Regions from separate parts of the Homo sapiens genome. Here regions 1 and 3 are each linked to region 2. Evidence: read pairs that join two places in POLR2A ChIA-PET (ENCODE). Cell type or tissue: OCI-LY7. All regions are shown on one strand. Links, peaks and the distances in the headings refer to the core of each region. The heading gives the core; the rest is flanking DNA.

Region 1 (10,122 bases), core at 4,932-7,431, 280 kb before region 2:
CAACACCTACTGCTCTGTGGCCTTCCTGGGCGTCATCACTTATAACCGCTTCCAGGCAGTAACTCGGCCCATCAAGACTGCTCAGGCCAACACCCGCAAGCGTGGCATCTCTTTGTCCTTGGTCATCTGGGTGGCCATTGTGGGAGCTGCATCCTACTTCCTCATCCTGGACTCCACCAACACAGTGCCCGACAGTGCTGGCTCAGGCAACGTCACTCGCTGCTTTGAGCATTACGAGAAGGGCAGCGTGCCAGTCCTCATCATCCACATCTTCATCGTGTTCAGCTTCTTCCTGGTCTTCCTCATCATCCTCTTCTGCAACCTGGTCATCATCCGTACCTTGCTCATGCAGCCGGTGCAGCAGCAGCGCAACGCTGAAGTCAAGCGCCGGGCGCTGTGGATGGTGTGCACGGTCTTGGCGGTGTTCATCATCTGCTTCGTGCCCCACCACGTGGTGCAGCTGCCCTGGACCCTTGCTGAGCTGGGCTTCCAGGACAGCAAATTCCACCAGGCCATTAATGATGCACATCAGGTCACCCTCTGCCTCCTTAGCACCAACTGTGTCTTAGACCCTGTTATCTACTGTTTCCTCACCAAGAAGTTCCGCAAGCACCTCACCGAAAAGTTCTACAGCATGCGCAGTAGCCGGAAATGCTCCCGGGCCACCACGGATACGGTCACTGAAGTGGTTGTGCCATTCAACCAGATCCCTGGCAATTCCCTCAAAAATTAGTCCCTGCTTCCAGGCCTGAAGTCTTCTCCTCCATGAACATCATGGACTGAGCTGGGGGAAGAAGGGATATCTACTGTGGTCTGGGCACCACCTCTGTGGGCACTGGTGGGCCATTAGATTTGGAGGCTACCTCACCTGGGCAGGGATGATGGCAGAGCCAGGCTGTTGGAAAATCCAGAACTCAAATGAGCCCCTTCATCCGCCTGTGGGCGCATACTACAGTAACTGTGACTGATGACTTTATCCTGAGTCCCTTAATCTTATGGGGCCGGAAGGAATGTCAGGGCCAGGTGCAGACCTTGGGGGAAGACTTTAAACCACCTAGTTCTCCCCGATGGGGCATCGGTCTAAAGCTTTGGGGGAGTGGGCGCAGTGGCTCACACCTGTAATCCCAGCACTTTGGGAGGCCGAGGTGGGCAGATCATGGGTCAAGAGATCGAGACCATCCTGGCCAACATTGTAAAACCCCATCTCTACTAAAACATACAAAAATTAGCCGGGCATGGTGGCACACGCCTGTAGTCCCAGCTACTCAGGAGGCTGAGGCAGGAGAATCGCTTGAACCTGGGAGGCAGAGGTTGCAGTGAACCTAGATTGCACCATTGCACTCTAGCCTGGCAACAGAGCGAGATTCCATCTCAAAAAAAAAAAAAAAAAAAAAAAAAAAGCTTTGGGCAACTACTCTCAAGTGATAGAGGTAGACTGGGTTAGGAAAGGACACTGCCCTCACTGTATGGCACTACCTTGGGGCAGACTTTTGAGCTAAGATGTTGCCATCCTCTCTCCACCCTCCGGCACAAGGTCTTTGTGACCTTTCTCAGGGGAAGGGGCTTGATGGAACCTTCTCTGACTCATCTGGCAACCTGTCCCTAATGGTGACCAAAGAAGATAAAACATGAACAGACCAAAAGCTAGGACAAGAGCTTGCTTCCCAAGACAGACGTGTCTGTCTGCAAAGGCCTTGCCTCTAGTCCAGTCAGCTCTGGGGGAGTGGGAAGGAGATGCCCACCTCCTCTTTCTGTCTCAACAATAGTCCCTAATTAAGTACCTTCTGTGGGGCAGCCACCCACTGAGGGTGGGCAAAGGCCCCTTGAAAGCAAAATTGGGGCTGGGCTCAGTGGCTCATGCCTATAATCCCAGCACTTTGGGAGGCCAAGGCAGGCAGATCACCTGAGGTCCGGAGTTCGAGACCAGCCTGGCCAACGTGGTGAAACGCCATCTCCACTAAGAATACAAAAATATGGCTCATGCCTGTAATCCCAGTACTTTGGGAGGCTGAGGTGGGCCGATCATTTGAAGTTAGGAGTTTGAGACCAGCCTGACCAATATGGTAAAACCCCGTCTCTACTAAAAATACAAAAAAATTAGCCTGGCGTGGTGGCGCATGCCTGTAGTCCCATAGGCTGTAGCTACTGGGAGGAGGCGGAGCTTGCAGTGAGCCGAGATCACGCCACTGCTCTCCAGCCTGGGCGACAGAGTGAGACTCTGTGTCAAAAACAAACAAACAAACAAAAAAGGCAAAATTGGAGCTGTCCAGGCCAGGACACCCCGATGTCCAGGGGCTTCCATACGAACAGGCACATGGGCTGGGAAGTACATGAGGCCCCTGGGTAGAAGGGTCTGTCAGTTCTCTCCTCCCTTGCCCTCTGGGAGGGTCCTCCTAACATAGCTTCCAGGAGGTGGGAGGAGCAGTTACTGTCAGCAGGTGTCAGCCAGGTGTCAGCTTCTCCTGGGGATCTCTAGATGTCTGCTTGTGATTTTTGGCAAGTATATGCAAATGAGCCTCCTCTCCTGCCCTGAGACAAGTATCTGCAGTGTGAACCTGGCAGCCTCAGACCCAAGGGGCTCAGAGGAAACTTCTCTGGTTTCTAGAGCTCTGTGCTCCTTCAGAGAAGTCTTCCTTCCTTCCAGTCAGTGTCCCTGTGAAGCTGGGATACTCATTTCCTGTGTACCGGGCAAACACCGGATTGCTGATTTTGAGAAATGCCTCTCGATGGACCTGTAACCTGCTGGAGTCTGGGATGGTAGCTGTGGGCTGGACTTGGCTGATGGGATGACCCGGTGGCTAGTGCAGCATCACACAAGCCTGGTTCAAGTCTTGGCTGTGTCATTTCCTGCTGAGGGACCAGGCACTGAATTTCCTACCTCTTAGGGTCATTACCTATGAGGTTAAAGCTACCTCATGGGATTGTTATACGCCACTAATGTTGAGGCAGACACCTCTTGGCAGGGTGACTGCTCATCTTAGACCCTCCCCTTTTCTGCGAATTTGGGCCCCTTGATCCTCTGATGGGAGCTGAAAGGATGAGAGGTGGGCATCTAGATTTAGGGAGGCTGTTCAGGCTTTGCAGGTCCCTTACCTGAACACATAGAAACCCTGGAGCTGTGACTGTGTCCATGTGTGTGTGTTTGTCTGTGTGTGTTGCGGGGGATGGGCACCTGCATGAATGTGGTAGAGAAAATGGCTCTGCTCAGAGGGAAGATACGCATAGCAAGGCAGGGACCAGAGGAATCACAGGCGCCTGGAGAGCAGCCGGGCACCGCCTCCAGGGACCTGCCGGCTTCCCTCAGTCCTCCAGGGGCCCAGCACTCTTCCTTTAGGCCCTGTGAGCGTCCCTTGTCAGGATACATTCTCTCATTTTGCTGAAGCTGATTTGATTGGGTGTCTGTTTCTCGCAGCCAAAAGAGCTCTGAATGAGGAAAGTGCTTCTGTGCTAACTCCCCGCGTCTCCTGAATTTCAGTCATTCATGTACCCGCCTCGAAATTTTTGCAATATCTGTGTACCAACTGTCCATTTACTTAATAAAGAAGTTTTCTTTAAATTAAGTCACTTTTAAAAACTTACATTTATTTGAAAGAAAACATTATAACATAATTGTAAATGAAAACTAATACTACCTGCCACAAATAGAAGGTAGACATAAACATAAAACCGTAACTATAAAAATGTTTCTCGCCTGGGTGCGGTGGCTCACACCTGTAATCCCAACATTTTGGGAGGCTGAGGAGGGTGGATTGCTTGAGCCCAGGAGTTCGAGACCAGCCTGAGAAACATGGCAAAATGCTGCCTCTACAAAAAATTTGTGGGTGTGGTGGCTCACGCCTGTAATCCCAGCACTTTGGGAGGCCAAGGAGGGCAGATTACCTGAGGTCAGACGTTCAAGACCAGTCTGGTCAACATGGCGAAACCCCGTCTCTACTAAAAATACAAAATTAGCCGGTCATGATGGTGGGTGCCTATAATCCCAGCTTCCCAGCTACTTGGGAAGCTGAGGCAGGAGAATCACAATCACTTGAACCCGGGAGTTGGAGATGGCAGTGAGCCGAGATCGCGCCACTGCACTCCAGCCTGGGTGACAAAGTGAGACTCTGTCTAAAAAATAATAATAATAAAAAAATTAAAAAATTAAAAAAATTAGCCAGGCGTGGTGGTGTGTGTCTGTAGTTCCAGCTACTTGTGGGAGGCTGAAGTGGGAGGATTGCTTGAGCCAGGAGGCTGAGGTTGCAGTGAGTTGTGATCATCATGCCACACTGCATTCTGACCTCGGTGATAGAACAAGACCCTGTCTCAAAAAAAAAAAATAGTTTTTCTGTGTTGTGTCTAAAGTCACTTGACATGTCTCAGTGACTTGTGTACACACTTTAGGAAACTCTACTTTGATGGGTATAAAGTGCACAGGGTCTCAATAAAGAATAACTCTGGGCCCATGCCTGCAATCCCAGCACTTTGAGAGGCCAAGGCAGGAGGATTGCTTGAGCTCAGGAGTTTGAGACCAGCCTGGGCAACATAGCGAGACCCTGTCTCTAATTGGAAAAAAAACAAGAGTAACTGACAGTTCTGAGACAGTGACTTGTGATTACCTCCTTGCTTCTCCCAGGATGTTGCCCCAACACATAGACCATGCGCTCATGGGGATCAGGGGGATGGGAGGAGTATATTAGGTTGTAGCCCATGCTCCAGCCTTGTTGATCTCCTCACCACCCCAGTACAGCCACCTTTACTCCTCCTGTATCCTCTGTCTTTTCTGTTTTTTTCTAAACTTTTTTTCCTGGAGGTGGGGTCTTGCTATATTGCCCAGGCTGGCACGCAATGGCTGTTTACCGGCATGCCTATTGCACACTACAGGATCGAACTTCTGGCTTCAAGTGATCCTCCTACCTCAGCCTCCCCAGTAGCAGGGACTACGGGAATGGGTCACTGTACCCAGCCCTTCTCTTCTTTTTTATTTTATTTTGTTTTATTATTATTATGTTTTGAGATGGAGTCTCGATCTGTCACCCAGGCTGGAGTGCAGTGACGCCAGCCTGGCTCACTGCAAGCTCCACCTCCTGGGTTCATGCCATTCTCCTGCCTCAGCCTCCCGAGTAGCTGAGATTACAGGCCCATCACCATGCCTGGCTAATTTTTTTGTATTTTTAGTAGAGACGGGGTTTCACCGCCTGGCCAATTTTTTTTTTTTTTGTCAGTGTTGACCAGGCTTGGCCTCAAACGTGTAGCCTCGCCTCCCCGAGGGCCAGGACGACCGGCCTGAGCTGCCGCAGCTCCCCTCTTCTTTTTGACATATCCCAGAATACTCCAATAGGTAGCCTTCTGAATTCCTCCAGGCAGCATTTTGGGACTGGGAGGGTCCAACATTTGTATACCTTAATTACTGTGACCATTGAAATTAATTCCTTTCAATGCCTGTCTTTCCTATCCTGGGGGGCAGGAACCGGATCTAAATAATCTGTCTCCAGTTTCTCACATATAGCCTGGAATTGAGATCTGTCTGTCTCCAAAGTGTACAGCTTCCCCAGGGTTTAGCATAAACAGACATGTTGACAGATACATGCAAATATTTTAAAAGGTTTTGAGAAGACTCTATAGAGATAGATGGAAAAGAAATGTAATACATGTTCTTCCAAAGTTCTAGGTCCATATTTTAAAGGAAGATGTAGGGAGTTTTCAGAGAATCAGAACATCTTGGAGCTGGGAGGGTTCAACCCCTTCATCTTACTAAGGAGATCGTGGGGCTCAGAGAGACTAAGTGATTGCAGAAGTTACACAGTGTGGAGCTGCAGCGGATGCAGGGCTGGCTGTTCACCTGCATCTCTCCATTCTTGCAACGGTGACAGGAATTATGGGAAAAGCTGAGTTGTAATTCTTTTGATGAAACATCACTGATTAGAATTTCCAAGGCATCCTGTGTATCAGGAAAGCCTCACCTTGCATTTGCCCCTGATCTCAGCTTTTGCCTCAGGGAACCACCAGTGATCTCAGTTGGAGAATGCTTGCTTATGTAAGATCTGGCCTCGTTGAGATGAGTCATAGACCCAAGAGTGGTAAGTGGAGGTCACAGTTGACTAGACCTGGATACATTTATGCCTGTTTTTACTCATCTGTGTTATATATGTGCTCAAGACCTAAGGCCACAAAGAGATATAAGACCTTCTTGTAAAGCACCTGGTTTTTGTGCAGACTTGGTATTTCTGTATAAAAAGTCCTATTCCCTTTGATATCCTACCAGCAAGCCATCCTCCCACATACCCATCTGTCTATCCACCTATCCATCCCTCCATCCCACCATCCCTCTATCCATCTATCTATCCCTCTAACCATCCATCCATCCATCCATCCATCCATCCCTCCATCCCTTTAGGTACCCAACAAACACCTATGGAGTGCCTATTTTGGTCCAGTAACTATGCTAAGCACAATTTTGATCTGTTATCTCACTGAAACCTCATACTCCCTGAAACATGGGTGGTTTTATCCCGACAGAAATGAATAAAACAAATGTTACAGCTCTTTTAGAATTTGTCTAGCAGGCTTTTCAGTTTTTGCCAGAAAGCCCCTTAAAAAAGAAGGGAAAAAAAGAAATGAATAAAATAAATAAGGACCCAAGCTGACTGAATAAGACATAGTGGCTGCCTCTCAGGTACCTGGTACAGAAGGAAGGGGGACCCAGCTATTTGCTTGCCACTTTCACCTATCTTATGTCATTGAGTCCTCACAACCACCCCACAGAATAGAACATTTCATGCCCATTTTACAGATAGGGAAATCGAGTCTCAGAAGGGTTCAGAGATTTATAAAGGTAAAAGAGCTACTAAGTGGCATAATAATATTCAAAGCCAGATCTGCCTTAGTAAGCATGGGTCCCTTTCCTTCTCTCCTCCCACTCCACCATGTGGCTGTACCCTTGCCCAAGCCCCTCCAGGCACAGCCTCCTAAGCGCTGGGACAGGGCTGTCTTGGGGGAATGACCCAAGAGGCCTCCAGTGGAAGGTGAGGGCCTCCGCCTTGCTGTTTCTGGCTTCCTCTTTGAGGCCTCTGTGCTCCCTATGCATGTTGAAGCCCCAGCAGCAATGACTGTTCCCTGGGCTCAGGCTGTGCTCAGCTAGGGAGGGTACTCCTGAGGGTGGATGGCGTCCATGAACACAGTGTTCCAGAGACCCTCAGAAGCCAGAGTGGTCATTGTCACTGGAGCTAGAAGGTGCTCTTAGATGTCACCTGGATCCTGACAGCTCTGTAAGGGGAGGGACAGAGGTGGCCACTCAATATTTGCTGACCACTTACTGCAAGGGGAACTTCACGTCATTTACTCCTCCCAAACACCTATGGGTAGAACTGCCTCTTCCCTCTGCCTGAGTTACTTTCTTCCTGGATAGCAACATGGCTCACTCCCTTGCTTCCTTCAAGGCTTTGCTTAAATGGCCCCTTCTCGGTGAGGCCTGCTTGACTACCTCACTTAAAAATGTAGGCTTGGGGCCTGGCGCAGTGGCTCACACCTTTAATCCTAGCACTTTGGGAGGCCGAGGTGGGTGGATCACCTGAAGTTGGGAGTCGAGGCCGGCCTGGCCAACATGACAAAACCCTGTCTTTACTAAAAATACAAAAATTAGCCGGGCATGGTGTCAGGCACCTGTAATCCCATCTACTCGAGAAGCTGAGGCAGGAGAATCACTTGAACCTGGGAGGTGCAGAGATTGTGGTGAGTTGAGATCATGCCACTGCACTCCAGCTTGGGCAACAGAGCAAGACTCTGTCTCAAAAAAAAAAAAAAAAAAAAAAATGGAGGCATGGGTAGGAAGCGTGCAGGGTTTCATGGCCCTGCAGCCTCATTAGACTCAGTACCCTCCTGAAAAAAAAAATTAAAAATATAACAGCGGTGCTTGCTTCGTCAGCACATAACTAAAACTGGAACAATATAGAGATACAGATATGGCCCCTGAACAAGGATGACACACAAATTCATGAAGCATTCCATATAATTAAAATAAATTAAAAAAAATGAAAACCAAATCCCCACCCCCAAAATACAGATGCTTAGAGAGTAAAGTGATTCCCAAGGTCACACAGCGAATGGCTGGCCTAGCTGGGTATGTCCAGCTCCAAAGCTCATTCTGCCACACTCCCTTCCCCTGTGGACATCTTTCATGATACAGAATGTGAAGGTCCCTATCTTCCATCTTCCAGACAAGAAAGACGAGCATCAAGCAGGTGAAATGACTTACATCCAAGGTCACGCAGCAATAATCAGGATGCAGAGATCCTTATTTTACCTCTACTGTGCAAGATGCTTCTCATACATTTTTGTCTGAATGCATGTCATTTTCCTTCTTTTTTTTCTTTATCTTTTTCTTTTTTTTTGAGACGGATTTTTGCTCTTATTGCCCAGGCTGGAGTACAATGGAGCAAACTTGGCTCACTGCAACCTCCACCACCCGGGTTCAAGCAATTCTCCTGCCTCAGACTCCCGAGTAACTGGGATTACAGGCATGCACCACCACGCCCAGCTAATTTTGTATTTTTATTAGAGATGGGGTTTCTCCATGTTGGTCAGGCTGGTCTCAAACCCCCGACCTGAGGTGATCCGCCCGCCTCGGCCTCCCAAAATGCTGGGATTACAGGCGTGAGCCACTGTGCCTGGCTAACATGTCATTTTCTTTTATCATCATTTTCCATTCTCATCCTCCACAGCAGTTCTAGTGCAGGCGATATATATCCTTGATGTAGGTATGCTTGTAAAACGTATAGTGTTATTCTGTGTGTGTATCCATTTTAAATTTACATAAAAGTTATAGTTCACATAATTTGACCTTATTCTGTGTCTCATTTCCCCTGCCTCAGCATTATTTTTGCAATGGAATCATGTTGGAGTGTGTACATCTAGTTCAACAATGTCAGTGTCTGCTGGGTCCTCCACTGTGTACATCCACTACATTCTACCCATTCCCTTGGTGATGGACACTCAGGTTGCCTTCTGTTCCCTTTACTTTTCTTTCTTTTTTTGGGTGGGGGATGGTGGGGGATAGAGTCTCTCTCTGGCCCCTAGCCTGGAGTGCAGTGATGTGATCTTGGCTCACTGCAACCTCTGCCTCCCAGATTCAAGCTATTCTCCTGTCTCAGGCTCCCGAGTAGCTGGGATTACAGGTGCCCGCCACTGTACTGGGCTAATTTTTGGATGTTTAGAAGAGACAGGGTTTCATCACGTTGGCCAGGCTGGTCTTGAACTCCTGACCTCAAGAGATCTGCCCGCCTCGGCCTCCCAAAGTGCTGGGATTACAGGTGTGAGCCACTGCACCAAGCCCCGTTCCCTTTTCTATAACCAATGCTGTGAGATTCTTCCAGGTGTTCCCTATGGACAAATATAAGAATTTTTCTAGAATGTAGACCTGGGAGTGACATTCCCAGGTCGTAGGCTACACTTATTTAATTTGGTAAAGAATTGTCAAATTGCTTCTGGAATGGCTGCACCAGTCTACATTCCCACCCCTAGTTACACAAATGTGTTTATTTCTGTGCATTCCTACCAACACTTGGCACTGTCCAACTTTAAAATTGCAGGTAGGTGTAAAATAAAAATCTTGTTTTTAGTTTGGATTTCTCTAGCATTACTTTTTTTTTTTTTTTTTTTGAGGCAGGTTCTTACTCTGTCACCCAGGCTGAAGTGCAGTGGCATGAACATGGCTTACTGCAGCCTTGAATTCCGGGGCTCAAGTGATCCTCCTGCCCCAGCTACCCCAGTAGCTGGGACTGCAGGCACACCACCATAACTGGCTCACTTTAAATTATTTATTTATTTATTTATTTATTTAGAAGGAGTTTCACTCTGTTGCCCAGGCTGGAGTGCAGTGGTGCAATCTTGGTTCACCACGACCTCTGTCTCCGGATTCAAGGAATTCTTCTGCCTCAGCCTCCCCAGTAGCTGGGATTACAGGCGCGTGACATCATACCCAGTTAATTTTTGTATTTTTAGTAGAGACAGGGGTTTCACCATGTTGTCCAGGCTGGTCTCGAACTCCTGACCTCAAGTGATCTGCCTGCCTCAGCCTCCCAAAGTGCTGGGATTATAGATGTGAGCCACCGCGCCTGGCCAATTTTTTCTTTGTTTGCCAGGCTGACT
Region 2 (10,122 bases), core at 4,481-6,980:
GTTCGAGATCAGCCTGGCCAACATGGTGAAACCCCGTCTCTACTAAAAATACAAAAATTAGCCCAGTGTGGAGGTTGGCACCTGTAATCCCAGCTACTCAGGAGGCTGAGGCAGGAGAATTGCTTGAACCCAGGAGGTGGAGGTTGCAGTGAGCTGAAATCAGGCTACTGCACTCCAGCCTGGGTGACAGAGGGAGACTCCATCTCAAAAAAAAAAAAGAAGAAGAAGAAAAAGAAACAGCCTCTCAGGGGCTGAGTAGGTTGTACATGATGATCAGGTAATAGGAGGCAGAACTGGAAGTTATGGCTGGGTGCGGTGGCTCACGCTTGTAATCCCAACACTTTGGGAGGCTAAAGTGGGAGGACTGCTTGAGGACAGGAATTCAAGACCAGCCTGGGCAACACAGACCTCGTCCTTTTTTTCGAGACAGAGTCTCACTGTCGCCCAGACTGGAGTGCAGTGGTGCAATCATAGCTCACTGCAACCTCAACCTCCCAGGCTCAAGCAATCCTCCCACCTCAGCCTCCTGAGTTGCTGAGACTACAGGCATGCACCATCACACCTGACTAATTTTTTTATTTTGTGTAGAGACACGGTCTCAGTATGTTACCCAGGTTGGTCTTGAACCCCTGAGTTCAAGTGATCCTCCTGCCTCAGCCTCCCAAAGTGCTGGGATTACAAGCATGAGCCACCACACCCTGCAATTTTTTATTTTAAAATTTTTTGTAGACATGATGTCTCACCATGTTGCCAGGGCTGATCTCGAACTCCTAGGCTCAAGCAATCTTCCCACCTCAGCCTCCCAAAGTGTTGAGATTATAAGCATGAGCTATCACACACAACCTATGTTCTATTAAACAAAAAACAGGGCCTGGTGTGGTGGCTCATGCCTGTAATCCTAACACTTTGGGAGGCCGAGGCAGGCAGATCACTTGAGTCCAGGGGTTTGAGACCGGCCTGGGCAAAATGACAAAACCCCATCTTTACAAAAAATACAAAAATTAGCTGGACGTTGTCCTGGTGCGTGCCTGTGGTCCCAGCCTCTCAGGAAGCTGAGGTGGGAGGATCACTTGAGCCCAGGAGGTCGAGGCCGCAGTGAGCTGTATCGTGCCACTGCACTCCAGCCTGGGCAACAGAGCCAGACTCTGTCTCAAAAAAAAAAAAAAAAACCTAGGTTGAACCCAGGGTGTTTGCCTCCAGAGCCAGTGCTCCTAACCAACCACGCAGCCAGCCCCTTCTGAGTGCCCTGTAGACGCCTGCCCCTATTGGCATGGCCATCTGTCCTCCGCACTCACCCCATCCGCACACCCACACCCTGTCAGGGCCTTCTCTAGTCACCATCACTCTGACTTCCACCATTTCCACCATCCCGCGTCAGGCAGGATGAGGAAACAGGTGTTGTAACACCAGCAGGCAAAGGGTGCTGGGAGGACGAAGACGCTTGGTCCTGGGCTGGGGGAAGAGCAAACAGATCCCAGGCGCCTTCCTGCAGAAAGCCCCTGGAGGTAGAGTCAGAATTTGAACCCAGATCTGCCAGATTCCCAAGCAGACCTGGAGAGACCCACTGCGAGGTGGTGGCCCCCTGCGGGACCCTTCATGAGGGACCTCCTTGGTCTAGGACCCCACTTGGGACCTCAAACACTCTGCTGGAAGCTGCTGCGACAGAGCGTTTTTCTGCAGCCAGGGAACAGGATGGGGCAGGGCCTTCAAGCCTCAGTTCGCTCTCTAAGGAAGGAACCCGCACCCCCACACAGCATCTCTCTCCTCCACCTCCATCTCCCCTACTCGGTGGCCCACGGGTCCTCCCTGCCCACAGAGCAGCACTGGCCACCCATCCACTGTGCTGTCTTACCCTGCCCTCCACTGTCTGTTATTCCCTCACCGCTTGCTCCTTCAGGCAATGACTAGTGACTGTGCGCCTGCTGTGTGCCCATCCCTGTGAACCAGGCCGCTGCGGGCAGACGGCAGATGTACGGGGGCGTGCAAGGAGCAGAGAGCCAGGAAGGCTTCCGGGAGGAAGCGCCATTTAAGCTGAGAACTGAAGAGCTGATCAAATCAAGTACTGCCCATGGTCAAACAGAAGGCCAAGGTGGACGCAGGGACTGAAGGAAGGCAGTGTAGAGGAGGGCCGGGGGAGGAGTGGGAGGACACAGACGGGAAGACTGACCCTGCACTTCAGAATCAAGACGCAGCCACGACCACCAGCGGCCTAATGCTGCGTCCCGGCGCGGTCGGAGCTCTGTCCCATGCGCACCGCGGGGCCACCTAGGAGTGGCCCGGCTGCATCCACCTCCCGCGCCTCAACCCACTGACTTTTCATCACTACCCTGCGGGGCAGGTCAGCGGTCCCCGTTCCACGAAAGCAAAAGCCGAGGTCCAAAGAGGTTGAGTGCGGCCCCAAATCACACAGCTTGGCCAGTGGCAGTGTCGGGATTTGAACCCAGGGGCAGTTTCCCCGGATTGCTAACGTCTTCTCCGGGTCTCTGCCCCCGCCCCACACCAAGGGAGTGCTCGGAGGGGTTCCAGCCCCCGCTCACCCTCGAAGTAGACCCCCGAGCAGACCCGCAGCACGCGCGGGAGGGAGGCGGGGTCCAAGGCGCGCACGAAGTCCTGCAGCGGCACCGGCTCCATGGTCCCCGCGGCTCTCTGGGCTCAGACTGAGGGGCGGGCGGGCGGTCCCCGGGAGCCCTGCAGCCCCGCCCCGCCGATGCCCCGCCCCGCACGCCGAAGCCGCCCCGCCAGCCCGCGGGAGCCCTGCAGCCCCGCCCCGCCGAAGCCCCGCCCCCCGCCCCCTGCAGTACCCTATGGGGAAGGGGCGATGATGAAGATGAAGAAGTCCCAGACGCCCCCTCAGCAGTGCTCCCAGTTAGAAAAAGGGGACGCGGCCCGACTTGTTCTGCGTCTCATAGGAGGGACATGCCTCTGCCCTTTGGGTTTGAGGAGGGAGATGTAGTGTCAGGGCTCCCGAATGTCCCTCCAGGACACTCCATGGTCCTCTATCGGAAACCTCCTGGTGAAGGGGATCTCATTACCTCTCCAGAACTCCCATACTCTTTCGATAATTATTGTCTACGTTGGCCTCGAACTCCTGGACTCAAGTGATCCTCCCACCTCGGCCTCCCAAAGTGCTGGGATCACAGGTGTGATCCACCTGTGAGCCACCACGCCGGGCCTCACCAATTCTAGTTAAAAATTCTTCCTAAGGCTAAAGAGAAATCTGCTTAGAAGCCGGACCAACCACTTATCCTGACCCCACAGGCTCGGGATAAGCCTTTTCCATTTCCCTGTCCCTCAGGAGTCAGACCAACATAGGTTCAAATCCCAGGTCTCCTCTTGCTCGTTGTATGACGTTAGGCAAATCACTTTGATTGTGTGAACCTCAGTTTCTTACTCTCTAAAACAGGGAGAAGAGGGCCGGGCGCAATGGCTCACGCCTATAATCCCAGCACTTTGGGAGGCCGAGGCGGGTGGATCACCTGAGGTCAGGAGTTTGAGACCAGACTAACATGGTGAAAACCCGTTTCTACTAAAAATACAAAAAAACCTAGCCAGACGTGGTGGCACACACCTCTAATCCCAGCTACTCGGGAGGCTGAGGCAGGAGAATCGCTTGAACCTGGGAGGCAGAGGTTGCAGTGAGCCGAGATTGTACCATTGCACTCCAGCTTGGGCAACAAGAGCAAAACTCCGTCTCAAAAAACAAAAACAAAAACAAAAAAACAGGGAGAAGAGGCTGGGTGTGGCCTGTAATCCCAGCACTTTGGGAGACTGAGGCAGGAGGATCACTTGAGACCAGGAGTCCTAGACCACCCTGGGCAAACTAGCAAGACCCTGTCTCTTAAAAAAAAGAATAAAATAAAATAAGGCCAGGCGCGGTGGCTCACGCCTATAATCCTAGCACTTTGGGAGGGTGAGGCGGGCAGATCTCCTGAAGTCAGGAGTTCAAGACCAGCCTGGCCAATATGGCAAAACCCTGTCTCTACTAAAAATACAAAAAAATTACTGGGCACAATGACTCACGCCTGTAATCCCAGTACTTTGGGAGGCCAAGTTGGACAGATCACCTGAGGTCAGGAGTTCGAGACCAGCCTGACCAACAGGGAGAAACCCCGGCTCTACTAAAAATACAAAAGTAGCTGGGCGTGGTGGCACGTGCCTGTAATCCTATCTACTCAGGAGGCTGAGGCAGGAGAATCGCTTGAACCCGGGATGTGGAGTTTGCAGTGAGCCGAAATTGCATCATTACACTCCAGCTTGGGTAACAAGAGCAAAACTCTGTCTCAAAAAAAAAAAAAAATTAGCTGGGTGTGGTGGTGCGTGCCTGTAATCCCAGCTACTCGGGAGGCTGAGGCAGGAGAATCGCTTGAACCCGGGGGGGCAGAGGTTGCAGTGAGCCGAGATCACGCCACTTTACTCCAGCCTGGGTAACAGAGCAAGACTCCATCTCAAAAATAAATAAATAAATAAGTAAATAAATAAAATATCCAGGCATGGTGGCATGCACCTGCACTCTCAGCTACTCAGGAGACTGAGGCAGGAGGGTGGCTTGAGCCTGGGAGGTCGAGACTGCAGTGAGCTATGATCATGCCACTGCACTCCAGCCCCAGCCTAGGCAACAGAGTGAGAACCTGTCTCTAAAAAAATAAAAAAATAATAAAATAGGAGAAAGAATTATATCTCAGCAGATTGTGAGGATTGAATAAGATGATATAGGTATTGTGCAAAATGCCATATTTAGTTTTTTTGTCACTATAAAAGTAACAAAAGACTTTTAATCAAAGATAATAACAGAAGTTTAAAATACAATGAATAAATTCTAACTAAAGAACATTTGATTAATAAAAAGCAGGCATTCTTTACCCACCACCCAAAATACTTACACTAACTACTAATATTTTGTTGTGTTTCTTTCTAGTTTTTTTTTTTTTTTTTTTTTTTTTGAGAGGGGTGGGCGGTCTCATTCTGTCACCCAGGCTGGAGTGCAGTGCTGCACACACAGCTCACTGTAGCCCCCAACCTCCTGGGTCAGGCTTCACAAAAGTGAAGGGTCTTGCCTAAGGTTATGCCAAGTGGAGACACTGGGATTTTAACCCGGCTCTGCTAGGCTCCTCCTGCAGGCCAGAGAAAATGACCGTTCTTCACTTCTTTCCCAGGTGCTTAAGCAGATTGTGGAAGTTTGCTGGATTTCTGCTCAGCCCAGTTATGTCTAGAATTTCAGTAGAGGATGGGCTTTGGAGATAGACAGAGCTGGGCTCAAACCCTGGCTCCACTACTTCTTAGCTGTGTGACCTTGGGCAAGTCCCATACCCTCTCTGAGTCTCAGTCTCCTCTCCCTCTTTACAACCAAGGCTGGCAGGAGACAGGTGTTGGTAAAAATGTTAGTGTAACCCAGGCACATGGGGACATGCCCAGTACCCCATATCTACAATCATTACATGATATTGTTCTTTCCCAAGACCTCCTGTGCCTCTGACAAGAGTTCTCATCTTCTTTATTTCTCCCAACACTCTGCATTCTATTTGAGGAAATAAGACACTCAATGGGAACCTGACTTCCTTGCGGTTGCCCGTGTAATGGAGGAACTAAAATCTGAACCGAACCTGCAGGTGGTCACGGCCCAAGCCCTTTTCACTTCCCCAGGTTGGGAGCACCAGCCTGGGGATCTGTCCTTGGCTCCTCAAGAGCTGAATGGGGCAGAGAAAGAAGCTCAGATTCCCACAGTAGGACAGGGGCAGAAAGGAAGTCCCCCCGCCCCCACCAGCTGTGAGGAGGATGCCTCCAGCCACCGGGAACAGAAGTTCCTCATTTCATCAACCCATCTCTGTCAGCTTTTGGACTCTGAAGGTGGATGGCTCAGGACCTCCTTTGGACAGTGCAGGAGGCAGCTGGCCACAGCGGCAGGGTGACAGGATGGGGTCAGACCCGTGCCTGCTGTGTGGCACCACACACTCCGGTATATGATGTGTCACGTGACTTGGTGTTTTTCAGCAACTTGCCAGGCAGGATGTGGGGTCCTCCCTCTCCTCCCGTGTTTCCTCCCACTGTAGAGGAAGGTAAGGGCCTAACACTGACACAGCACTGGGCAGCGGTTGTTAAGGTGTCCTGCCATCCACTTCAACACCCACCGGCGTGGCCCACTCACCCAAAGCGGTGGGAAACATCCCAGCAGCCAGCAGGGTCAAGGGCAGTGTGGCAGGGACAGGGAGAATGCCTGTGCTCTGAGGGCGAGGGATGGAGGCCCAGCACATCCCTGAGCCTGCAGAAGGGCTGGAAGCCCTCCGCATGCTGGCTGGAAGTTACCAGTGTCCCTACCGTGTGATGCTGCCAAGCAGTTTGCCACTCAGTGATACTCCAGGCACCCAGGCTGCCCACCAGAGCAGATACACGCCTGGCCTGTGGGTCCCGAAGTTGTCCTCGAGTTGCTCCCTCACTGGGAGAGCAAGATCCACCAGCTGGCCCAATGGCTTCATGGCGCCCTTCCGCAATGACCACAATACAAAGACGGCACCACAGCAGCCCACAGGTCTCCTGCAGAAATGCTCACAGTTCCCAGGCGCGACGGTGGCAAAAGGGCATGTCTTGTCTTGTAACTGTTTTCTGGATTTTCCAGAACACAGTTTGAGTACTTAAAAGAAATTTTTTTCTTCCAGTCTGGAGCCTTGTCTTATTTTTAATTTTTAAATGTTTTTTAGAGACAGGGTCTGGCTATTTTGCCCCCTCTGCCCTTGAATTACTTTCATATTAACAAAAACAACATGAACAGACCCTGCATGGCCCCTCTGAGACAACTGTGGAGATCATGGGGGAGGGGTTCTCCCCCCAGTGCAGGTTTTCACAGGAGTAAAATAGGTCACTTTCGGGAAAAGATGCTCAGCATATCTTTTTTTTTTTTTTTTTGAGATGGAGTCTCGCTCTTGTCACCCAGGCTGGAGTGCACTGGTGTGATCTTGGCTCACTGCAACCTCCGCCTCCTGGGTTCAAGTGATTCTTCTGCCTCAGCCTCTCGAGTAGCTGGGATTACAGACGTGCCCACCACGCCCAGCTAATTTTTTTGTATTTTTACTAGAGACAGGGTTTCGCCATGTTGGGAAGGCTGGTCTCGAACTCCTGACCTCAGGTGATCCACCTGCCTCGGCCTCCCAAAATGCTGGGATTACAGGCGTAAGCCACTGCACCCGGCCAATGCTCAGCATATCTTTAAGGAGGCAGGCGTGTCTGCTTGTAAAGCCTCAGAGGGCTGGCTCATGCTCCTGTGTGGTGGAAAATTAGTTCGACTCCCCTCTTGGCTTTTTTCTTTTGTTTTCTTTTTTTTCGAGATGGAGTTTCACTCTTGTTGCCCAGGCTGGAGTGCAATGGTGCGATCTTGGCTCACTGCAACCTCCGCCTCCCAGGTTCAAGCAATTTTCCTGCCTCAGCCTCCCGAGTAGCTGGGATTACAGGCATGAGCCACCATGCCTGGCTAATTCTGTATTTTTAGTAGAGATGGGGTTTCTCTGTGTTGGTCAGGCTGGTCTTGAACTTCCAACCTCAGGTGATCCACCCGCCTCGGCCTCCCAAAGTGCTTGGATTACAGGCATGAGCCACCACACCAGCGCAAAACCCTTAATTAAAAGAAATTAAGGAGTGTGTAAGCAGAAACTCAGTTGTATGTAAGAAAACCCAGTTCCCCCGAGGAAGAGAAAGAGCTGGAGTCCTTTAAAAATTAACTGCCTGTGTTTCTGTGGCTAGTGAGTCTTATCTGTCCCTTTCCCAGACATTGTGACAACCCTGTTTCTCTAGATGTGCAGCTGCAAGGTCACTAGGCAGATAAACTCAAGTCACAAAACGTGTTTTTCCTTGAAAAATAAGAAATGATGTAATACGTGTCTCAATTGATTAAATAACTGCCTTTGTTTCTCGCTTCTGTAGTATGCTTCCGCCTGCACAGTTCTCCCCCCGCCCCACGAAATGCTTAAAAGGTAACTTAACTCTTTGTTCAAGGCTCAGTCCTTTGCATGTTAATCTGACTGGGCCGGTGCACCTAAATAATTAACAAATATCCTCCTGAACCCCATAGATCTCTCTGATTCCTTATAAATCCAGCAACACTGTCACCCAGGCTGGAGTGCAGTAGTGCAATCACGGCTCACTGCAGCCTCAACCTCCCAGGCTTAAGCAATCCTCCCACCTAAGCCTGGTGCATGCCACCATGCCCAGCTAATTTTTTTTTTTTTTTTTTTTAATTTGAGACAGAGTCTCACTCTGTCGCCCAGGCTGGAGTGCAGTGGCGCGATCTCGGCTCACTGCAAGCTCTGCCTCCTGGGTTCACGCCATTCTCCTGCCTCAGCCTCCTGAGTAGCTGGGACTACAGGCGCCTGTCACCACGCCCGGCTAATTTTTTGTGTTTTTTAGTAGAGATGGGGTTTCACCGTGTTAGCCAGGATGGTCTCGATCTCCTGACCTCGTGATCCACCCACTGCGGCCTCCCAAAGTGCTGGGATTACAGGCATGAGCCACCATGCCCGGCCCATGCCCAGCTAATTTTTAAACCTTTTTTTATAGAGAAGGAATTTTGCTATGTTGCCCAGGCTGGTCTTGAACTCCTGGGCTCCAACAATCCTCCAGCCTCAACCTCCCAAAGTGCTGGGATTACAGGCATGAACCACCATGCCCGGCCCATACAATGAATATTATTCAGCCTTAAAAAGGTATAAAACTATGACACACGCCACAATATGGAGGAAACTTCTGGACATTACGCTCAGTGAAATAGGCCCATCACGAAACGACAAACACTGTATGATTCCACTCAGATGAGGAACCTAGAGTCGTGAAATTCATAGAAAGTCAAAGGGAGGCCTGGTGCAGTGGCTCACGCCTGTAATCTCAACACTTTGGGAGGCTGAGGCGGGTGGATCACCTGAGGTCAGGGGTTCAAGACCAGCCTGGTCAACATGGTGAAACCCGGTCTCTACTAAAAATACAAAAATTAGCTGGGCATGGTAGCGGGTGCCTGTAATCTCAGCTACTTGGGAGGCTGAGGCAGGAGAATCTCTTGAACCTGGGAGGCAGAGGTCGCAGTGGGCTGAGATCAAGCCACTTCACTCCAGCCCAGGCGACAGAGCAAAACTCCGTCTCAGCAAAACAAAAAAAGAAGAAAGTCAAAGGGTGGCTTTTCCCCAGCCACTGGGGGAACGGGGAATTTGGGAGTTGTTGTTTAATGGGTGAAGAGTTTCAGTTTTGCAAGATGCAAATGTCCTAGAGATTGGTTGTTTGCACAATGTGAACATACTTAACACGACTGAATTATACACTTAAAAATGATTAAGGGCCAGGCGCGGTGGCTCAAACCTGTAATCCCAGCACTTTGGGAGGCCGAGGCAGGGGGATCACGAGGTCAGGAGATCGAGACCATCCTGGCTAACACATGAAACCCCATCTCTACTAAAAATACAAAAAAATTAGCTGGGCATGGTGGCGGGCGCCTGTAGTCCCAGCTACTCGGGAGGCTGAGGCAGGAGAACGGCATGAGCCCGGGGGGCGGAGCTTGCAGTGAGCCAAGATCAAGCCACTGCACTCCAGTCTGGGCAACAGAGCGAGACTCCGTCTCAAAAAAAAAAAAAAAAAAAAAAGATTAAGGGCACATTTCTCAAGGTCTCCTGAGGACTGTGTCATGAATTTTTTTTTAACTGTTAAGATGGCAATTTTTTTTTTTTTGAGACAGTCTTGCTCTGTCACCCAGGCTGGAGTGCAGTGATGCGATCTCGGCTCACTGCTACCTCTGCCTCCCGTGTTCAAGCAATCCTCCTGCCTCAGCCACCTGAGTAGCTGGGATTACAGGTACCCGCCACTATGCCCAGCTACTTTGTGTATTTCTAGTAGAGACGGGGTCTTGCCATGTTGGCCAGGCTGGTCTTGAATTCCTAACCTCAGGTGATCTGCCTGCCTCGGCCTCCCAAAGTGCTGGGATTACAGGGGTGAACCACCACACCCGGCCAAGATGGTTAATTTTATGTTACGTGTATTTTACCACATTTTTTTTTAAAGACTGCTTCTAACCCTAAACCCAAAGTGTAGCATTGTTTATTCTTCAGCAGTGGTCTGGCTGGTATTGAGTTCCCGGTTGAAACAATGTTCCCCGCA
Region 3 (10,122 bases), core at 4,720-7,219, 170 kb before region 2:
TCTCGACTCACTACAACCTCCGCCTCCCGGGTTCAAGTGATTCTCCTGCCTCAGCCTCCCGAGTAGCTGGGATTACAGGCGCATGCCACCATGCCCAGCTATTTTTTGTATTTTTTTGTTGTTGTTTGTTTGTATTTTTTAGAGGTGGAGTTTCGCTCTTGTCACCCAGGCTGGAATGCAATGGCAAGATCTCCGCTCACTGCAACCTCTGCCTCCCAGGTTCAAGCCATTTTCCTGACTCAGCCTTCCGAATAGCTGGAATTACAGGCACGCACCATCACGCCTGGCTAATTTTTGTATTTTTAGTAGAGATGGGGTTTCACCATGTTGGCCAGGCTGGTCTCGAACTCTTGACCTCAAGTGATCTGCCGGCCTCAGCCTCCCAAAGTGCTGGGATTACAGGCATGAGCCACCACACCCAGCCATTTCCTTCTTGTCAGGATGTAAGCAGCATACTTGCTCTTGTCAGATATAGAGGCTATTATTTGTGTTTCATATGCTATCTGTTTTTACCTTCCCCAAGGACTTTGGTACTATAGTTTTCTTGCCACCACTTGTGTGTCATCACGGTCTTCCCTTTTTATCCTTCCTGTCAGTAAAGAAACATCTTACCATTTTAAAACATAAACACTGCTCCCCCGACCCCCCCCTGCCCCTCCGCCCTTGGCTCCACATCTCTTACTAGTTATGGACCTTCTCTTTGTTCTGTGACATATCAGAACTTCTGCAAGAGTTGCCCTCACTTGCTTTTTCACCTCCCATTCACTTTTCCAGCCTCTCAAATTTAGCTTCTATCCTCACTCTTCCAGTGAAACTGCTGTCGTCAAGGCCATTAGTTATTTTCATGTTGCAAATTCTAGAATACGTTTCTCCTCACATTCTCCCTCTCAGTACTTTTCCTCCCACCTTTCTCCTTTGATGGCCCTTCTTTGGTGGGCCTCAGGGCTTAATTCTAGGCTACCATGTTTCCTCTTTTGGGATTCTCCGATCCATTACATTACTTTAAATATCTTGTACATGGTTAATGAATTCCATATTGATATTTCCAGTCTGACTTCTCCCCTGATTTCATTTGTGTATCAGACTGCCTGTTTGACATCTTTACTGGAAGGAAAATCATACCTAAGATCTTCAAAAAAGAACTTTCGATTCCTTTAGCCCCCGTGACATACACTCTTCTCCCAAACTTGCCCATCTTAGGAAGTGGTATCACTCTCCGTCTAGTTGTTTTCCTCATTCTCTACATCAAATCCATCAGAATGTCCTGTTAGTTTTACCTTCAGAATATATTTCAAAGTCTTTGCCTCATCCCCACTGTTGCTATTCTAGTCCAAGCCAGCATATTACTTACTTGATTCTTCTATAGTATAATGGATATTATATCTTGACTCTTTATAATCATTTTGTGGTTCCCAAGTACTGTGAAGATCAAGTCTCATTCATTCTCTAGAGAAGTGAAAATTGGCCTCAGTCTCCTAGGATGTTGTTGATTCCTTCCAGAATTAAATTAAATTGGAGGAAGATAAGGGTTTGGGTTTTTTAATATATGTGTCAACTGAGAACCATTATGTAGAATTCAAATAAACTTACCTTACATTCTTTGCAATGGATTGTCAAAACTTTAGATCTAATTGACATCTTCATTTTTGTCAAAATGATTAGAGGTGAATGTGATCTCCAATAATTATTTTTAAATACCTCAAACAATAGCATTGGACAAGCTCTTCTGTAATAAACTCACAGGTGTTGATTTGTCTTACTCTTGAGCATTTGAGTTGGCCCCTCATCTACTTTTGATCAAGGTTCTCTTTTTGGGTCAGGTACTCTTCCAGGGAACCTAATTAGACATAAAGTTAATTGGTTCACTTTTAATCAGATATTTACAGCGTTCATACCAGAAGTAGTAATCATGAGAGTCAAGCCTTCATAGCAGCTATTCCAGATGAAGTCATGGGGGTCAAGAGGACAATAGCTGGAAAAGTCTTTGAGAGTTCATCAGAGTATCACATCAGTTCCTCACGTCTGTCTGTGATTTGCCAAACTTAAAGCCTTCACTACAAAACAGAAAAAATAATAGTATAGAAGCATACTTGCATCTATTCTGCTGTTGATTATGCATAGCAGTAGCAGTGGTTTTAAAATAAGATTGGGTGCCTCCCCCAAATCTGTTTTCCTGCAAGTCATTCTTAAGGCTTTTACTCAATATAGTAAGCACTCAAAGAACAAATAAGCTGAAGTAGAATAATGTGGTTTTCCAGACATAAAGCTTGCTTTTTAAGTTTGCCTATCAGCATAGCCGAAAGCTTAGAAGGTTGCTTCATCTATTATTTTAGATCAGTAATGGGTAAAGGTAGAGATCCTTACCAACCTTCAGCTCTTTTCCATACCCCACCCTTCTTTTTTTAACTGCCTCTGGAAGTCTATAAACACATGTATAAACAAAAAAGTGAGATATTTTCTACCACATAGTCTTTCTATCTGGTGTCCAAGCTGTATTCTGTTAATTAGTTTGAAAGACTATACAGTGAGATGTGCAGTTTTCCCATTCCATTTTCGAAATGTTCTAACTTTTTAACCTGGTGATATTATCTTTCTTTCAGTTATGACATGCACCGATTACATCCCTCGCTCATCCAATGATTATACCTCACAAATGTATTCTGCAAAGTAAGTTGAATAATTATTTCCAAAATGCATATGCTTTTTCTGTAGATTCATTGCAAAATTTAATATTATTTTTCCTCTAAAATAATAGATATTTAAATTATTTTTACCTCTCTTATTCTATCGTCATTCCAATTTTTAATTCCCTCTAAATATAGTCTATGTAGTATCCTTTTAAAAAGTAGATGGTGTCTGCAATGGATCATTTTACACAAAAGCTTACTCTAAAATGAGTAGGCACTGAACATGCAAAATAGTGTTAGTGATCAACCATATCATTGATTGACCTCTGATCATTTTCTCTGTCCTGTACCTTGACATATAGCATACAGATTAATAAAAACAAGACTGAATTTCTCAGTCCAATCTGTGTTCGGTTTTTTTTTTTTTTTTTTTTTTTTTAAGATAGAATCTCACTCTGTTTGTTGCCCAGGCTGGAGTGCAGTGGCACGATCTTGGCTCACTGCAACCTCCACCTCCCGGGTTCAAGTGATTCTCCTGCCTCAGCCTCCCGGATAGCTGGGACTACAGGCATGCCACCACGCCCAGCTAATTTTTGTATTTTTTAGTAGAGATGGGATTTCACCATGTTGACCAGGCTGTTTTCAAACGGCTGACCTCAGGTGATCTGCCTACCTCGCAAAGTGCTGGGATTACAGTCGTGAGCCATCACGCCCAGCCTGTGTTCAGTTTCTTGATTGAGGAATGTCCTCAGAGTAGAACCGGGCTTGAAGTTAGACAGGTTTGGTGGGTTAGTCACTAAGAGGTTATGTTTTGGGCCTTCATGGGGTAAGATCAGCATTAATATCAGCCAGGTTTTTCATCTCCAAAGTGGGTAGGTGCAGAACAGTGTGTATACCAAGCTACCTATTGTGCGTAATAAAGAGTGGACCTATGCATACAAAGACACATACAAGTGCATTTATTAAGCCAGGATATGTGCTTATGTGCTTACAGCTGCTGGATACATAAAGAAATTGGTAACAAAAGCAAGAGATACTTTATGGGGCTGTTATAAAAAGGAAACTGTCTTTCTTTTCCCTGGTTATATCTGTTTTTACCTTTTGAATTTTCATTAATTAAAAAATAAACTAATTAAAAAGTCAACCCAATGAGTTCTTCTAATTTTTAATCTGGTATTAACACTAATGGTGTCCTTGGGCTAATCATTTTCATGTGACTTTCTTCTGTGAAATAACTGAACCTATTCTCTGAGATTATTATGAAGAAATTAGATACTAAATGTGAAAACACATTTGAGCTTTGGGCTACAAAGACTCTGCATGAAAAAGGACATTATGGTCTTTACCATATCTGGAGATTAATCCATTTAAGGTCACTAAGATTTAAATCATTCCCATGTGACTTGAGTAACAACTCTAACCTGAGCTATTTCCTGGACTCAGATCTGGCTAAGAAGAATAGTTATTTTTAAATTCAGTTTTTTAGAATGTACTGAGATGTTAATATGTTGCAGATTCCAAATTCATTTATTCATTCAGAAAGTATTTGCATACCTGCTACATTCAGAATTCCTTATTAGCTATCTTAATTATTCTATCTTAATTCAGACCTCTTTATTACTTATCTGAACTGTTTTTTAACTGGATCTCCATTTCCAGTTTCTCCTCCCTTTCTAAACCATTTTACAAAGCAGTGTCAAAATAATCTTTATTAAAGAACAGCTCTGATCTTGTCACTCTTTGCTCAATAATTTCAGTGGCTCTCAGTTTCAGATTTGCCTTTTAGCCTGGCATTCAAGGTCTTTGCTTCCTTTCTCTCGCTACTTCTCTTAATATACTTCCCTCAGTTATCTGTGCTCTTTGCAGGCCGAAGCCCTTGCTTTCCTTACTCTATACCCTCCAGGACTTTTTTCTTGTCCTAGAACACCCTTTCTCTCCCAGTTCTGTGCCTCTTATCTGCTCAGCTAGTATATCACTTCTTTATGGCCTTTCTTCATTTTCCTCTTCCCCCAAAGGTGAAAAAAAAAATTTCCCCTTTAAAACACCCCCTGCTATATTTTATTATGCTTACATGGTACAAATAGCATTTTCTTTTTTACTTATATATACAGTGTAACTCACCAAATGAGATAATTGGTATCTAAAAATTCAGTGCAATATCATGGATGAAACAATTATATCTGCTAGCTAGTGTAAAGTCCCAGGAGTTTCACTGCTGAAATCTCTAGCTATCCCTGATATGGTGGCACCAACTAGTGGCAGTATGCCCTGACTTAAATATCATTGAGGAGATTGAGTCCTGTCTGGAACTTCCCAGATTTTGTTACTTACCTGGGTTCTGTTTTGTAGACTTGATTTGAGGATATTGGAACCCATCTCTACTTCCGTTTTTTGATGTGTTTGCTTGCCTTTTCTCCACCAGCCTCACCCGCTTTTCCAGTCTCACTTTCCCTCTCAGAACTTTAGTTTGGTTCAAGGGGCAGGGTGGAGAATGAGAGCCAATTGCCAATCTTGTTCTCTTAGTTTTCTATTATATTAGGATTTTATTCTAGATGTAGGCATAAGAGCATGAATAAGTTTAATCCATCCTTGTGTCTCACATAGGGCCATGCATGTAGCACACTAGAAATGTTTGTAGGATAATTGGAACTTGGAGGGATGTTTGGAACTATTAAATTTTTCATAAAATTGTTCCTTGGGTTGATGATAGGAGAACGTAGAAAGGAGGAAAGACTTCTACTTTCTGATCATAAGAGCCATTTTAGGCCGGGCGCAGTGGCTCACGCCTGTAATCCCAGCAGTTTGGGAGGCCAAGGTGGGTGGATCACTTGAGGTCGGGAGTTCGAGGCCAGCCTGGCCAACATGGTGAAACACCGTCTCTACTAAAAATACAAAAATTAGCCAGGCATGGTGGTGGGTGCCTGTAATCCCAGGTATTTGGGAGGCTGAGGCAGAAGAATTGCTTGAACCGGGGAGGCAGAGGCTGCAATGAGTTGAGATCATGCCACTGCACTCCAGCCTGGGCGACAGAGCAAGACTCTGTCTCAAAAATAAAAAATTTTTGAAAAGAGCCATTTTATGTGGAAGATTAGTCTCCTTGTTGCAGATTCTTTGCTGTTAGTGGTGGTAGCTATTTTACCTATTTTTCGTTACTAAAGTAAATCACACAAAAGTTTTTGTTTTCATGAAATTTTCCAGACCTTATGCACATATTCTCTCAGTTCCTGTTTCGGAAACTGCTTACCCTGGACAGACTCAATACCAGACACTACAGCAGACTCAACCCTATGCTGTCTACCCTCAGGCAACCCAAACGTATGGACTACCTCCTTTTGGTAAGGCACTGTATTGTAAACAATTTCTAAGAATGTTGATTTTATTCCGCAGAAACTTTGATCAGCCATGCATCATTCTTTACAAAGCACTTAGTTACATATGTGGTTGGGTATGCAACTTTGCAACAGTATGTTTGATGCATGTAATAAAAAAATCATAGTTTTTCAGTACTCATTTAGCTATTTTGTATGTACTAAGTCTTGACCCTGAAGCTTGGAATCTTTAAGTGTTTGGTAAATTCTTTGAGGATTTGCTATTGATTTGACTTACTTTATATACAATGTAGTATGGTACTATCATTAGGAAAGCATAATAAATATATTTCGAGGTGGCCAATTTCTTGCTAACACCAGGTAGTCTGAATATGTATCATAGTTTGCTCTGTGGGGTTTTTTTTGCCAACTTCTCCCTCTCCTTTCTCCCCTAACCCCACCCAAAACTGATCAGATATTGTTCTGCTGAACCAAAAAGTCATTTTAGAATACCGGAAATCCCCAATTTTCTTATAACCTTATGTGCCTAGGGAGTTATTTTCATTGGTTTTAGGTGTCTTGGACATGAACTATAAATTAAAATGATTTATCAGAAGTCACTTTAAGGTTCTTTGGGCACTTAATATCTGTGCTTATTTTTCTATGTGTGTAAATGCAGTGTGCTTCATTGCTCCTTCCCTGCTTTCCTGAAATGGGTGCCAGAAAATTAAAAGAATACTATATTATTTAAAAATATGTAATATGTAACAAAATTATATTTCTATAGGCTTTATTTAATCAAGCTACGAATTAGAAAAATTTTCCAGACAGATGACCACACAGATTCTGGATGTATTAATGTACCTGCATCTAGTTTCTGCATTCCTGTTTCTCCTGACCTGTTTGGCTACTCTTTTATGATATTGGCAGCTTTCTTACTTTTAGGCTTGTTAGAATTCTTTGGCTCCTGGTAACTGCTAGAAATAAGAATTGGGAATTATGTTTAATAATAGTGGGGTTGATAACTTCATATGAAATGGGAAACAAATTTTCTTGTTTCCCCATTTGTATATCCATGTTTCCATGCCTGTTAGTACCAGCCAGGGTACTCAGATCTTATATTTATGATATGATTAACCAGCCAACACTGAATGGACCTTTTGAAAGACCCCTCTGTGAATATGTTTGTGTTTATTTCTTTTTGGTTATTTAAAGCTGATTTTTCAACAGTTGACTAATAATAGGCTAGCAATTATAATTTTTAAATTACAGTTTTTTAAATCTTCTGTTTTGATTTGAATTATTATTATTAGCCCTTTACAACAGTTGATCATTCCTGCTGTTCAATATTAAATACAACTCCTATTACATCTCTGAGCATGATTTATGGAATACCTCAGATAATTCTGTGTGCATATGGATCCTAGATATAATTAATTTTTTAAATGATCACTATATTTCCCTTAAACTATTATTATTATTATTTTGAGACAGAGTCTCGCTGTGTGCACCACCAAGCCTGCCTAATTTTTGTATTTTAGTAGAGACAGGGTTTCACCATTTTGGCCAGCTGGTCTCAAACTCCTGGCCTCAAGTGATCTGCCCAGCTTGGCCTGCCAAAATGCTGGGATTACAGGCATGAGCCACCACGCCCGGCCCCGTTTGGGCAGATCTCTTGAGGCCGGGAGTTCGAGACCAGCCTAGCCAACATGGTGAAACCCTGTTTCTATTAAAAATACAAAAAAAAAATTAGCCGGGCATGGTGGTGGGCACCTGTAATCCCAGCTACTCAGGAGGCTGAGGCATGAGAATCACTCGAACCTGGGAGACAGAAGTTGCAGTGAGCCGAGATGGTGCCACTGCACTCCAGCCTGGGCGACAGAGCAAGACTGTCTCAAAAATAATAATAATAATAATAATAATAATAATACATTAAAAAAGAAAAAAATTCTGTAAAGTAAATAGATCTCTATTAAAACCTTGAAGGATACATGTTTATATTGTATGCTGGTAATATTGTTAATAATAGGCTCCTTTAATAATCTGGTTTTGTTTAATATTTGAGGGCAAGGAAGACTTGTGTTTCCCAATTTCTTCTATCAGTAATTCAGAAAGAGATAATCATTAGCTTAAATTTGACTTTAAGTAATGTATGAGACTTACTGGAGAGAGATTTTGGTTGGGGTAATGTGAATGATAGAGATGGCATATTCTCAGAATTTACCAGAGAAATTATAAGAGAGGTTTGTAAAACTTTTAAAAGTGACTGTATTTTGAAAAGATGTTTTCTTGTGTTTTATCATGTGGCTTTTTTTGGTAATGTGTTAAATTAAGTAGGAGAAAACACTTGATTTCTTTCTTTCGAAATCAAGATTTTGATACATTGTGTCATCTTAGTGCTGCCTGTTTTCAGATTAGCTAATTCGTTTTATTTCAGATGCAAATAGGGCTTCAGAAAAATTCATTATAATAATATTACCTTGTCTCTATTATTTACTATAATAAGCTGTATACTAAGAATAAGTATTTCACGCTGTATAGTATTGTCTCATGTAATCCTCAGAACAGCCCTAAGAGGTAAGCTAGCTTTATCCCTTTTTATAGGGGAGAAGCAGAGTTAAATCATGTGCCCAAAGTTCATACAATTAGTAAAAGCCTGGGATTATAATTGAACCCAGGATTGTTTCATTCTAGAAGTGCTCATAACTTTAGGTCTATATCAAAAAGATGGTCTCAGAGTTGAGTTTGAAATTAAAAAGCTTCCTCCTCTTGAAGAAAGGAGAAAAGACTAGAAGAAATCTAAGAAGGCTATATGATGAGTAATCTTTTAAAGTAAAGAAATACTGATCATATTCTTCCCAGAGCTGTATACAAATGGGGTGGGATGGCAGAAAGGGGATTAGAAGTTTAACTTCTAGGAATCTGAAGGAGTATGTGTAAGGAAAAGGGTACTTGTTTAATGTTAGTGGGAGTTATAAAATATGCCTTTAGGTGCCACTGTTCTGATTTCTTTTAAAAGAACTTTAATGTGAGTTGGAGGAGTGGGTGATATGCATTAAGAGCCTTAAGGATGTTCATTTCATTTCCCTCAGTAATTTCACTTCTGGGAATGTATCCTATGGAACTAATTAGAGATACCCACAAAAATGTGCTGACCAACATACTCATTGAAGCATTATTTATAATATGAAAAAACTGAAAACCTAAAACTTGAATATTAAGGTATGTGTTAAATTGTATATGGCTGCTGCATAGCCATTATAAATCATCTTCTTAAAAAATATTTAGGGTCTTGAGAAAACAGTGTATTATTAATTGAAAAAAGCAATATGTAATAGCAAAAACACAATGTTGTAATACCAATTTAGTATTTTTAAAAATATGTGTATAGCCAGGTGCGGTAGTGCATGCCTGTAGTTCCAGCTACTTGGGAGACTGAGGTAGGAGGATCGCTTGAGCCCAGGAGTCCTGGGCTGTAGTGCGCTATGCTGATTGGGTATCTTCACTAAGTTCAGCATCAATGTGGTGACCTCCTGGGGGTGGGGGACCGCCAGGTTGCCTAAGGAAGGGTGAACTGGCCCAGGTTAGAAACAGCAGGTTAAAACCCCATTGCTGATCAGTAGTGGGATCATGCCTGTGAATAGCCACTGCACTCCGGCGTGGACAATGTAGTGAGACCTTGCCTCTAAAAAGAAAAAAAAAATGTGCGTAAAGAATAATTGGAAGCAAAAAAAGTGGCTGTTTTTCCTACAGACGTTTTAAAAAATATATACATATACTTTGTTTATAATCAGGAAAAGTACTTACATTAAATTACTTACTATTTATAATAGCCTATCCAAATGAGCTGCTGAATCAACAAGCCAAAATATCCTTTCATGTGCTTTTTCTAGCATTGGTGTGTACTTCAGTTCCTCACCAGACTAATCTCTAAAGAGCACTATACGAGTTACTATAAATTGAACTGATGAGATTAGTTTGGATAGTGACTAATCAATAGTGAAGTACTTGTGCTGAGAAACTTGGGTAGAGTTTGTGATAAGACCCCATTCTGGGGGCATCAGGAAGGCACTCAGAGACAGACTTACTTACCCATTGTTAGCTTGACAGTTTCTCTGCAGCAGGCTCTTGATGCTTAAAAGTACTTGAGAAACTTGGTAGTTGTTGGCATAGAGCAGTGGACTGGG

What was found. Peaks named below come from ENCODE experiments on the same cell type or tissue, not always from the same donor. Only the 100,000 strongest peaks of a DNase experiment are listed, where the experiment ranks them.
Region 1: POLR2A ChIA-PET joins it to region 2 with 7 read pairs; 2 of 35 experiments call an interaction of 5 or more read pairs at or near these places.
Region 3: POLR2A ChIA-PET joins it to region 2 with 6 read pairs; 3 of 35 experiments call an interaction of 5 or more read pairs at or near these places.

Annotation. Positions count from the first base shown.
Region 1 is chr1:28,140,604-28,150,725 of GRCh38, reverse strand. It overlaps PTAFR (platelet activating factor receptor), which reads left to right. Exons shown (of 2, transcript NM_000952.5): 2 at 1-3,560. The coding sequence ends at 733. It also overlaps the pseudogene RNU6-176P and the pseudogene RNU7-29P. Among named protein-coding and RNA genes, the nearest start is that of PTAFR, 31 kb to the left of the region's middle. RefSeq lists enhancers at 2,295-2,434, 2,029-2,529 and a silencer at 6,085-6,134. In OCI-LY7, for the core only: no CTCF peak of the experiment used is centred there; a DNase peak (open chromatin) is centred at 6,035; H3K4me3 peaks cover 1,019 bases; H3K27ac peaks cover 1,520 bases.
Region 2 is chr1:27,865,081-27,875,202 of GRCh38, reverse strand. It overlaps THEMIS2 (thymocyte selection associated family member 2), which reads right to left and starts at 2,659. Exons shown (of 6, transcript NM_001105556.3): 1 at 2,538-2,659. The coding sequence starts at 2,631. RefSeq lists a silencer at 2,542-2,811, an enhancer at 5,485-5,534 and a cis regulatory region at 7,569-8,090. In OCI-LY7, for the core only: no CTCF peak of the experiment used is centred there; a DNase peak (open chromatin) is centred at 5,962; H3K4me3 peaks cover 1,480 bases; H3K27ac peaks cover 1,736 bases.
Region 3 is chr1:28,031,384-28,041,505 of GRCh38, reverse strand. It overlaps EYA3 (EYA transcriptional coactivator and phosphatase 3), which reads left to right. Exons shown (of 18, transcript NM_001990.4): 5 at 2,601-2,667; 6 at 5,826-5,962. It also overlaps the pseudogene RN7SL559P. Among named protein-coding and RNA genes, the nearest start is that of EYA3, 52 kb to the left of the region's middle. In OCI-LY7, for the core only: a CTCF peak has its summit at 4,888; DNase peaks (open chromatin) are centred at 4,865 and 5,885; H3K27ac peaks cover 1,584 bases.